Regions from separate parts of the Homo sapiens genome. Here region 2 is linked to region 1. A link is a contact called in ENCODE Hi-C or POLR2A ChIA-PET data. All regions are on one chromosome and are shown on one strand. Each heading gives the region's core, a stretch centred on a gene start or an enhancer-like site at or near the end of the contact. The rest is flanking DNA. Distances are from core to core; before and after follow the strand shown. Region 1 holds the start of UBE2D3-AS1 (UBE2D3 antisense RNA 1). Region 2 holds the start of MCUB (mitochondrial calcium uniporter dominant negative subunit beta).

Evidence for each region. Hi-C counts contacts between places; a loop is a spot of excess contacts on that map. ChIA-PET counts read pairs that join two places held with the same protein, here RNA polymerase II (POLR2A). Pooled maps may share reads with other maps.
Region 2: a map of naive thymus-derived CD4-positive, alpha-beta T cell shows a loop between it and region 1 (12-fold over the local background). The contact joins the promoter of MCUB here to the promoter of UBE2D3-AS1 in region 1. A Hi-C loop is called at or near these places in 1 of 168 maps with a recorded cell type or tissue (naive thymus-derived CD4-positive, alpha-beta T cell) and 5 of 50 pooled maps. POLR2A ChIA-PET finds 5 or more read pairs at or near these places in 1 of 52 experiments (activated CD4-positive, alpha-beta T cell).

Annotation. Positions count from the first base shown.
Region 1 is chr4:102,825,744-102,830,222 of GRCh38, reverse strand. It overlaps UBE2D3-AS1 (UBE2D3 antisense RNA 1), which reads right to left and starts at 2,168. Exons shown (of 2, transcript NR_131186.1): 1 at 2,038-2,168. It overlaps UBE2D3 (ubiquitin conjugating enzyme E2 D3), which reads left to right and starts at 2,672. Exons shown (of 8, transcript NM_181891.3): 1 at 2,672-2,796; 2 at 3,587-3,738. The coding sequence starts at 3,715. RefSeq lists enhancers at 772-851, 892-951, 2,120-2,681, 2,353-2,742, 2,682-3,243 and 2 more and silencers at 2,793-2,922, 2,943-2,992.
Region 2 is chr4:109,557,619-109,562,097 of GRCh38, reverse strand. MCUB (mitochondrial calcium uniporter dominant negative subunit beta) reads right to left here and starts at 1,852. Exons shown (of 8, transcript NM_017918.5): 1 at 1,662-1,852. The coding sequence starts at 1,760. RefSeq lists an enhancer at 966-1,165 and a silencer at 1,586-1,905.

The DNA.
Region 1 (4,479 bases), core at 919-3,418:
TGTAACAACAGGTACATGAATAATGTTTTAAAATTTAACTTAATCTTAGCCTGCTTTATCCTAAGGCATCAAAATGCTTCTAGGCTATGTTTCTTTTGATTTTAACCATGGCAAAATATAAGCAGAAATGTAAGTCCACTTATGCAAATACAAACTTGTAAACAGAAAGCCCAATCAACCAATGAATTTACTTCACTGCCTAACAATAATGAGTTTGTGATTACACAATCACTTGCCTTTATAAGCATGGATAATCTAGAACTCCATATATATTAGTTTTGTTTTTTGTTCTTGTTTTTTTTTGAGACAGGGTCTCACTCTGTCGCAGTGATCTTGGCCCACCGCAACCTCCGCCTTCCAGGCTCAAGCGATTCTCCGGCCTCAGCCTCCCAAGCAGCTGGGATTACAGGCGCCCGCCACTACGCCCAGCTAATTTTTTGTATTTTTAGTAGAGATGGGGTTTCACTGTTTTGGCCAGGCTGGTCTCGAACTCCTGATCTCATATGATCCACCCGTCTCAGCCTCCCAAAGTGCTGGGATTACAGGCGTGGCCACTATTACTACTATACATTTGTTTCACACTATGGCCAGTTAATGTCTGACTGGTTACTTTAATAACTGACATTTATACAGCACTGTAGAGTCTCCAGTGTCCTTTCACATATATTATGACACTTTAACCACACAATCACCCTGTGAGAAAGGACAGTCATTATTACTTACTTTAGCGGTGAAGAAACGGGGTTAGAAGATAACTAACCAGGCCAATATCAAGCAAATGGGAAGCAATAACTAATCTGGGTTCCTCCCTCCATCTTCATGCCTAGTCCTGTGCTTTTAGTATATCTGGCTAGCTATGAGAGAGAACACAGATTATTCAGGGAGGAGGGAGGGGCCAGAGGTGTTACTGAGGTGAGCCTCATGAGCAGTTAGGCCATGAGGTAAGCACTTCAGTGCTTTGCTACTCACGGGGTGGTTCAGACGAGAAAAATCTGTATCACCTGGGAGCTAGTTAGAAATGTAGGCTCTCAGGCTCCACCACTGCCCTACCAAATCAAAGTCGCATTTTCAACAAAACCCCAGGTGGTTCCTATGGACACTAGTTTGAGAAGCACTGCTTCACTAGTGACACTACATGGTCACTTGAACAGTATACATTAGACTACTTATATTCATCATTGTTGACGTGTTAAGTTTTTATTAGGTAAAACTTTCTGCAACAGTTTTCAAATTAAGTGTATTTTTAAAACAAGTTTATTTTTCCAAGTAATTGAAGATCTCCACTTCGGTAACTGGGGTCATTAAGGAATGTTAAAAAACCTTAAGCTGGTCAGTGCTTACCCACTTTTAAATTCCTCATAAAAATTAAGGTCTTTCTTTTGCCTGAAGGATACACTAGAGAGCATAACTGCCGTCTCCATACTTTAAACCCTTGACTAAAACAGGCCAATCCTACTGAGGTAAATCCCACCTCCCAACTTGGATATTTCAGGAAGTATTGTATTGTTTTTCTGACTCTAAACTCTACCTAATTAACTAATTAGTCTCAACACTTTCTGGCTCAAGAACTGAAACACAGCAACAGAAGCTAAAGTTTGAGAATTTAAGCTTGTTCCCACATCTACACCTTGGCGGACGGCAGCGACTGATTACGGAGACCAGTGAAAACCCTGCCCCTAACTCTCTCTGTCCTAGCCCCATCCACTCAATTGAGCTTGACTCAGCCTGCTCCCTGCTGTTCTCAGTATTGCTCCCTTAGGGTCAGACGTGCACTAGACTTCAGCACGTGGGAGCGCTGATGAGCGGCCAACCTGGGTCTATTTAAAACTACTATTCCCATCTCGAGGGGCGCCTCCTCCCACAGCATAACCAGCCCAGGAGGGCAGGCGAGTAAATACTGCTCACCTGCTCCACCGGAAACCTCAAAATCCCGGCCCGAGCTAGACTAAAGGTATCTGGTAATTAATCCTTGGCACCTCCCACCACACGCTCCTGATTGGGCGCGTGAGACAAGGCTGTGTCTGCGCGCGCTCTTACCAGTCTGGGGAATTCCATTTCCTCTACCAACCACCGGCATAAGCATTCAGGGGCGTTGCTTTCCTGGCAGTGGCCCGCCCCAGTTCGAGCCGGTGCCTTACTGCGTCTCGCGAGAACTTATGCATTTTGGAGGCGGAACCCCGTCAGGAAAAGCGCACAAAACTGCTCTTAAGTCATTGCAGAGCTACCGCTTCGGTTAGCCAGCCACGAAGTTCTCGCGAGAGTCGTCTCCTCGATACCAAGTGAGGAAACTGGGGGACGCTGTGGGGAGGGGCGTGGGGCTGGATCGCGCAGCGGCTGCTTCCTTTACCTTCCTCCCATGGTCTCCTTCCGGTTCTCGATGCTTCTCTGAGCCTAAGGGTTTCCGCCACTCGTTCACCCTCCCCCCAGCTCATGATCCTCCTCCCTCCCCCGCCCTCCTGGTCCAATCTCCGATCTGTTTAGTAAGAAGGTGCTGTTCCGAGAAGAAGGAAAAGGGCTTGACACGTATTCACTCGGCCCCGGACGTGGGAAGCAAGCCGTCTGGCTTCGGCCTCACATCGGTCTTGTGCTCGGGACGGCGGCGTTGGCGGACTGATCCGCGGCGGTGAAGAGGCAGGAGGAGGGGGAGGGGCGGAGCGTGGCAGCTGGCAGTAGTTCCGTCAGAGCGGACATCTTGTGGCTGTGTCGTGCGCGTGAGCCCCGTAGGGCCGGGGAGGCACCAGCTGCCGCGCGGGGAGGAGGCCGAGGCCGCAGCTTGAGGGAGGCCCCGGCCCCTCTGTACGCGTGGGTGTGGACGGCTAGGGCAGGGAAGGGAGGCCGGCCCAGTGGCCGGCCGGGTAAGAGGGGCAGTGCGGGACCTGGGCGGCTTGAGCGGCCAGCCTATTGGGTGCGGTGGGTTAGGGTGGGAAGGTTGGGGAAGCCGCGGCCTCTCCTGCTGGAGGAGGAGGGGGAATGGGCGCGTCCTCGCGCCTAAGCCGGAGCCTCAGGGACAGCGCGGGCGCGTGGTGGAGGTGGCTGGGCGGGCGCGCGCGGGAGCGCGCTGGAAGGCGGAGTGAGTGTACGGTGGCGTCAGGGGTGACACAGAATAGCTCGCTGCGAGGATAGCAATACACATCAAGTCTCCCTTCCTTTATTTCCTTCCTTTTCCCGGCCGCACCTTTGGACAGAAACCGAAAGCAGCCCGGCGTCCGTCCGGAGTCTTATGCTTCCCCCTCCCCCCTTGCCTTTCTTTGCCCTAGTGACGCCGGTATAGCGCCGACTAGGCCCCGGCTCCTCCTCTGCTGGGCTCCGGACCCTGCCCCGCACCCACCCCTTTCTCCTACGCCTCTTCCTCTCCCACCCGGGTCTCTTCCTTTCTAGAGGCCGGGAAGTTAAACTTGTAGCCACCACCTCCGCTCTTCCCGTCACCCTCGCCCCCACTTCGGGCCGAAAGCACGGTACAGAGGCTGTTGGTGGCTTTGCCACGCCACCCCACCCACCCCGGATCGCGGCTGTCTTAAGGGACCTGGATTCATCAGGGGCTCTTCGGGGCCTGTGCGAGTGCTGATCTGCTCCGTTTTTGCAAAAGGCGCCTGTGTCTGGCAGAGCTGGTGTGAGACGAGACAATCCTGCCCCGCCGCCGGGATAATCAAGAGTTTTGGCCGGACCTTTGAGCATACACCGAGAGAGTGAGGAGCCAGACGACAAGCACACACTATGGCGCTGAAACGGATTAATAAGGTAACCCGCGGGGACAAGGGCATGGGGTGGTAGGAGAAAAGGAAGGCTCGGGCCAAGAGGAAAGCGTGGGGGTGGGAAGGAAGCATAATTCTGAAAATACCTCTTGGATCACTTCTTCCATGGGGGGATGGAGAACGCAGATATACTTCTTGAAGAAATGAAGTTTAAAGCTAGGAAACGGAGAACACTTGTGGCAAGTGAGGTGTTATCCTGAGTGCTTCAGTGGAATCGGTGCAAATTAGGGGTGGAGGAGAGTGACTTAAGGCGCCTTTATTATTTTATTTTTTTGCTGCTTAAGAAGGAGTTTTTTTGGGGGTCCGAATTGCGGAGAGACGCTCCAGCAGATGTCATGGCGCTTCCTATTCTTGGTGCTTGAAAACTTAGTTTAGTTGTGAGATCAAGGTTATCTAGGCCTTCTAGGGGTAAGAAAGAAAACTCGGAGGAGAGAAAAAAAATCTGGCGAGTCCCGAACTTGACTGAGGGTCGGGTAGAAGAAGTCTTGCGTATTGAAGGTCAGTCAGTGAGTCTAGTAGAAACTCTTAGTCGACTCTGGGCAGGTTACACCGAATAAGTGGGTTTGGGAGGAGATGGAATGACACAGTGTTGCCACTTCCTGTATTTTGTAGTTGCAGCTTTTCACCCGAAGCTATTTATCCGAGGGACACCGGGAACTGATGTAAAAGGCATTCTGGAAGCTCCCTTTTCCTTTTGGCTGGAGAGTGGGGGTGGATAAGGGGTGCG
Region 2 (4,479 bases), core at 603-3,102, 6.7 Mb before region 1:
AAAAATGCTACTCAACGTGTTAAATGGACTTAATAGAAAACACTTGGGGCTGGTCGCGGTGGCTCACCCCTGTAATCCCAGCACTTTGCGGGGCTGAGACGGGCGGATCACAACGTCAGGAGTTCGAGACCAGCCAGTCTGGCCAACATGGTGAAACCCCGTCTCTACTAAAAATACAAAAATTAGCCGGGTGCGGTGGCGCGCGCCGGTCATCCTATTTTCTGGGGAGGCTGAGGTAGGAGAATCGCTTGAACCCAGGAGGCGGAAGTTGCAGTGAGCCGAGATCGCACAACTGCACTCCAGCCTGGGTAACAGAGCAAGACTCCGTCTCCAAAAACAACAACAAAAAACAATAATCTGTGTTTAAAATGGCATGTGAAAGGGGTTCCTCGTATTGGGTTGTTTTAATGTTTGGTATCTCTTTGACTACACAATGCAACACTTACAGTAAAAGTACAACCTTTAAAAGTATAAAAAGCCCATCTCCCCAATGACTTTATAAGTCTACCATTTTACATTTTAAGGAGTTTGCCCCTGTTCTTACATTTAGTAACAACATGGCCTTCCTCATTCTCTTTCAAACATTCCTGGAATTGATTTTCTGAATGCACTTAATCCTTTGGTCACAAGCTCAATGAAAAGGAAAAAAAAATGCACTTAAATATTCCCTGCATCAATTGAAACTGAAGCCCTCAGACAGCTGGAGGAAAAGGGGGGGAAGGAAAAAAAAGAACAAAATAAACAGGAAGTGAAAGTGACAAGAGAATCACACTGCTTACTTTTTGGCTTTTAAGCCTTTAACAATCTGAAAGTAATCTTAACAGTGTGGGGGAGGAACAAACGAAAACTCAGAAACAGCTCCCTCCCCAACCACACACACCCTGAAGGCTTTGGCTGTCTTTCCTCATCTGGGTCAGAGTTTGCACTCCCGGGCTCCTGTCAGGCTCCATCGCAATCCTCCTTAAACTCAGCGCTTTCCCCTTCTTCTAGTCTTTTTTGGTGCACATCCACTCTCTACTCCTCCAAGCCACGGTTCTCCACAGACCACAATACAACGGTGTCAGGCCAACTGTTACTCACCAGCACACTCATGATTCACCCGTCTCTCGGGTGTCTGAACAAAACGCGAGTTTTTCTTCCTTCTGGGAAAGGGAGGTGCTCGCAGATTTCAGGATGGAAATTTCACTCTCCTGCGACCGTCCACACCCGGGACGGTCACTGCCCCGTTCATCGTTTCCGGGCTCCTTAGGGGCTCGGGCACTGATCACCAAGAGGGAACCGGCCCCGCGGCGCAGCGGCTTTGGAAACTTGCTCCTGACCGAGAGCTGCAGCCCAGAAACTGCCTCCCAGGTTATTCTGCTGCTCCCAGGCCGAAGTCTGGTGGTCCCCGCACCCTATCTCGGCCCGGGTGAGGCACCCCCAGCCGCAGCGCTCTGGCTTCACCTTCCCCGGGCCCGGAGTCTTGACCTCAGCCCAGGCCTCCGTGACCCACGTCGGCCGCCCGGCCACCACCTGTCGGGACCGCCCGGCGCGCGGAGCCCGGCAGCCAGCAAAACGCAGTTGACTGCTCGGCCGCTCGGCTTTTGCTCCCGCCAAAGTTGTCCAACGCAAACTTTGCACCAGCCTACCCCGAACCCCCACAGCCCGGCACCCGCTCTTACCTGGGGCGGAGGCGGCAGCGGCCACGGGCGCGCTGGGCGCCAGGTGCCAGGGGTCGGCAGCAGCCGCGTGCGCCACGGCCAGAGGCCCCTCTGGAGCATCCTCCCGCCCCAGGCGCGCGGCTCCCGCAGGCGTCAGCGGCGCATCCTCCCTCAGCCGGGCTCCTCGTCAGCGCCTGGTGGCTCCGAGCTGTGGGCGCTCCCGCCCCGCCTGCTCGCTCAGCGCGCCGCGGCTCCAGCTTGGGCGGGCTCACGGGAGGGTGTGTCCCTGTTTCCACTTGTCGGCTCTCTACGCATCCGGGCGCAGGGCTGTTTTCTTTCCTCCGACCAAAAAAAAAAAAAAAAAAGAGAGCGAGAGAGCGGGAGCCCGAGAGCGGGAGCCCGAGGTCGAGGGCCCCCTCCTTCTCCAGCAGAAGACCCTCTGGAATGAACAGCAGCAGGCGACGCACACCTTGCGAGCTCTAGATTTCAAAACTCGCTGTTAATTCCCGGTGCTGCGTGCTCTGAGCGCCGTCTTCGCCATCCAACCCAGACGGGGATGAGACGAAAACAGCGTCCGGCATCTGGAGGGGGCAGGGCCGCTCAGGAAGTTTGTTTTCCCCACCGAGCTTGGAGAAGACGGATTGAAGCGGGTCGGCCGAGGCCTCTCCCACCTCCACAACCTCCAAGGCCTCTGCCCCGGGCTGCGGTGCCGGGCCCCTGCTCGCTGGCGAGTGCGGTGTGAGGCGGGCAGCCCGGGCCTACCCCTGCGGAGGTTTGTAGTTCACGGTATAGGGGCCCAAACCCGAGTTTTTTGGGAAAGTATCTCCCACAGAATTGGCTTCTCTTTTGAAGCACGTTTTTAATTGAAGAAGCTTCGGAACCGGTATTGAGTTCTTCTAACTACTGGGAAATCGGATGCTTTGTTTTGAGACTACTTATTTTTGAAAGCAAACCAAAGGCATTAAAGAGCAACCTAAACCAATTACAGTAGGGTTGTTAGATAAAATATAGGATGCCCAGTTAAACTTGAATTTTAGATACAAATAGTGAAGTATGTCCCAAATATTGCATGGGTCACATTTATTATTTTAAAAATGAAATATCTGGGATATACTAAATTATTTGGTGTTTATCTGAATTCAAATTTAACTGGGCACTCCGCATTTTTATCTCCTGAATCTGCAAGAGGGTTCAGTTAATGAATCAAAATTGGCAAACCTGCAATAAGTGGCAAATCACTCCTGGCGGTAATCTCCTTTCCTTATTGAAAAGGGAAAGAATCACAAGTTTCTACTATAGTAAAAACTTTATCACTATTAAAGGCTGATTCACCTGTGTTAACTAGCATGTCTTTCAAAATACAGTTGCCCCAGATGGAGAGTGACACATGAAACTTTAAGTTCATATGGGAAGGTAAATTACCTTACCTGAATCTTTTCCTCCTATTAGCTAGTGCTCCAAGTGAAAGAAGCGTGTATTTTTGTTTTTTTGTTGTGAAGGGTTCTTGTTTAATACAACTGAAAAGAATGCCTATACAAAGAATTGACATGAAAAAGCATTGATTCAACACTCATGAGCTAGGTTCTGAAAGGTGTAAAAAAATTACCTGAACATTTTTAGAAATTGGAAACTACAACTAAAACTGATAAAAATCCCTATTAACATTTGTGAAGAATCTTGATAATGTGTCCTGAATTGGTGGGTTCTTGGTCTCACTGACTTCAAGAATGAAGCCGCGGACCCTGGTGGTGAGTGTTACAGTTCTTAAAGGTAGCGTGTCCGGAGTTTGTTCTTTCTGATGTTCGGACATGTTTGGAGTTTCTTCCTCCTGGTGGGTTCAGTGGTTTCGCTGGCTTCAGGAGTGAAGCTGCAGACCTTGGCAGTGAGTGTTACAGCTCTTAAGGTGGCGCGTCCGGAGTTGTTCATTCCTCCCAGTGGGTTCGGGTCTCACTGGCCTCAGAAATGAAGCTGCAAACCTTCACGGTGAGTGTTACAGATCATAAAGGCAGTGCAGACCCAAAGAGTGAGCAGCAGCAAGATTTATTGCAAACAACAAAAGAACAAAGCTTCTAGAGCGTGGCACGGGACCCAGACAGGTTGCCACTGCTGGCTCTGGCAGCCTGCTTTTATTCCCCCATCTGGCCCCACCCACATCCTGCTGATTGGTCCATTTTACAGAGCGCTGATTGGTCCGTTTTGACAGGGTGCTGATTGATGTGTCTACAATCCCTGAGCTAGATACAGAGTGCTGATTGGTGTATTTACAATCCTTTAACTGGATATAAAGGTTCCCCAAGTCCCCACTAGATTAGCTAGACACGGAGCACTGATTGGTGCATTTACAAACCTTGAGCTAGACACAGGGTGCTGATTGGTGTGTTTACAATCCTTTAGCTAGACATAAAGGTTCTCCAAGTCCCCAGGAGATTAGCTAGATACAGAGTGCTGATTGGTGCATCCACGAACCCTGAGCTAGACACAGAGCACTGATTGGTGCATTTACAAACCTTTAGCTAGACAGAGTGCTGATTGGTGCATTTACAATCCTCTAACTAGACATAAAAGTTCTCCAAGTCCCCACCCCTCTCAGGAGCCCAGTTGGCTTCCCCTAGTGGATGCCATGCCAGGGTTGCGGGCTGAGCTGCTTGCCAGTCCTGCGCTCGTGCCTCGTGCCTGCACTCAGCAGCCCTTGGGCAGTCAATGGGACTGGACGCCGCTGAGGCAGGGGCGGTGCCCCTCAGGGAGGCTAGGGCCTAGCAGAAGCCCACCGCGGGGGGACTTGCACATGGCGGGCTGCAGATCCGAGCCCTGCCCCATGGGGAGGTGGCTGAGGCCTGGT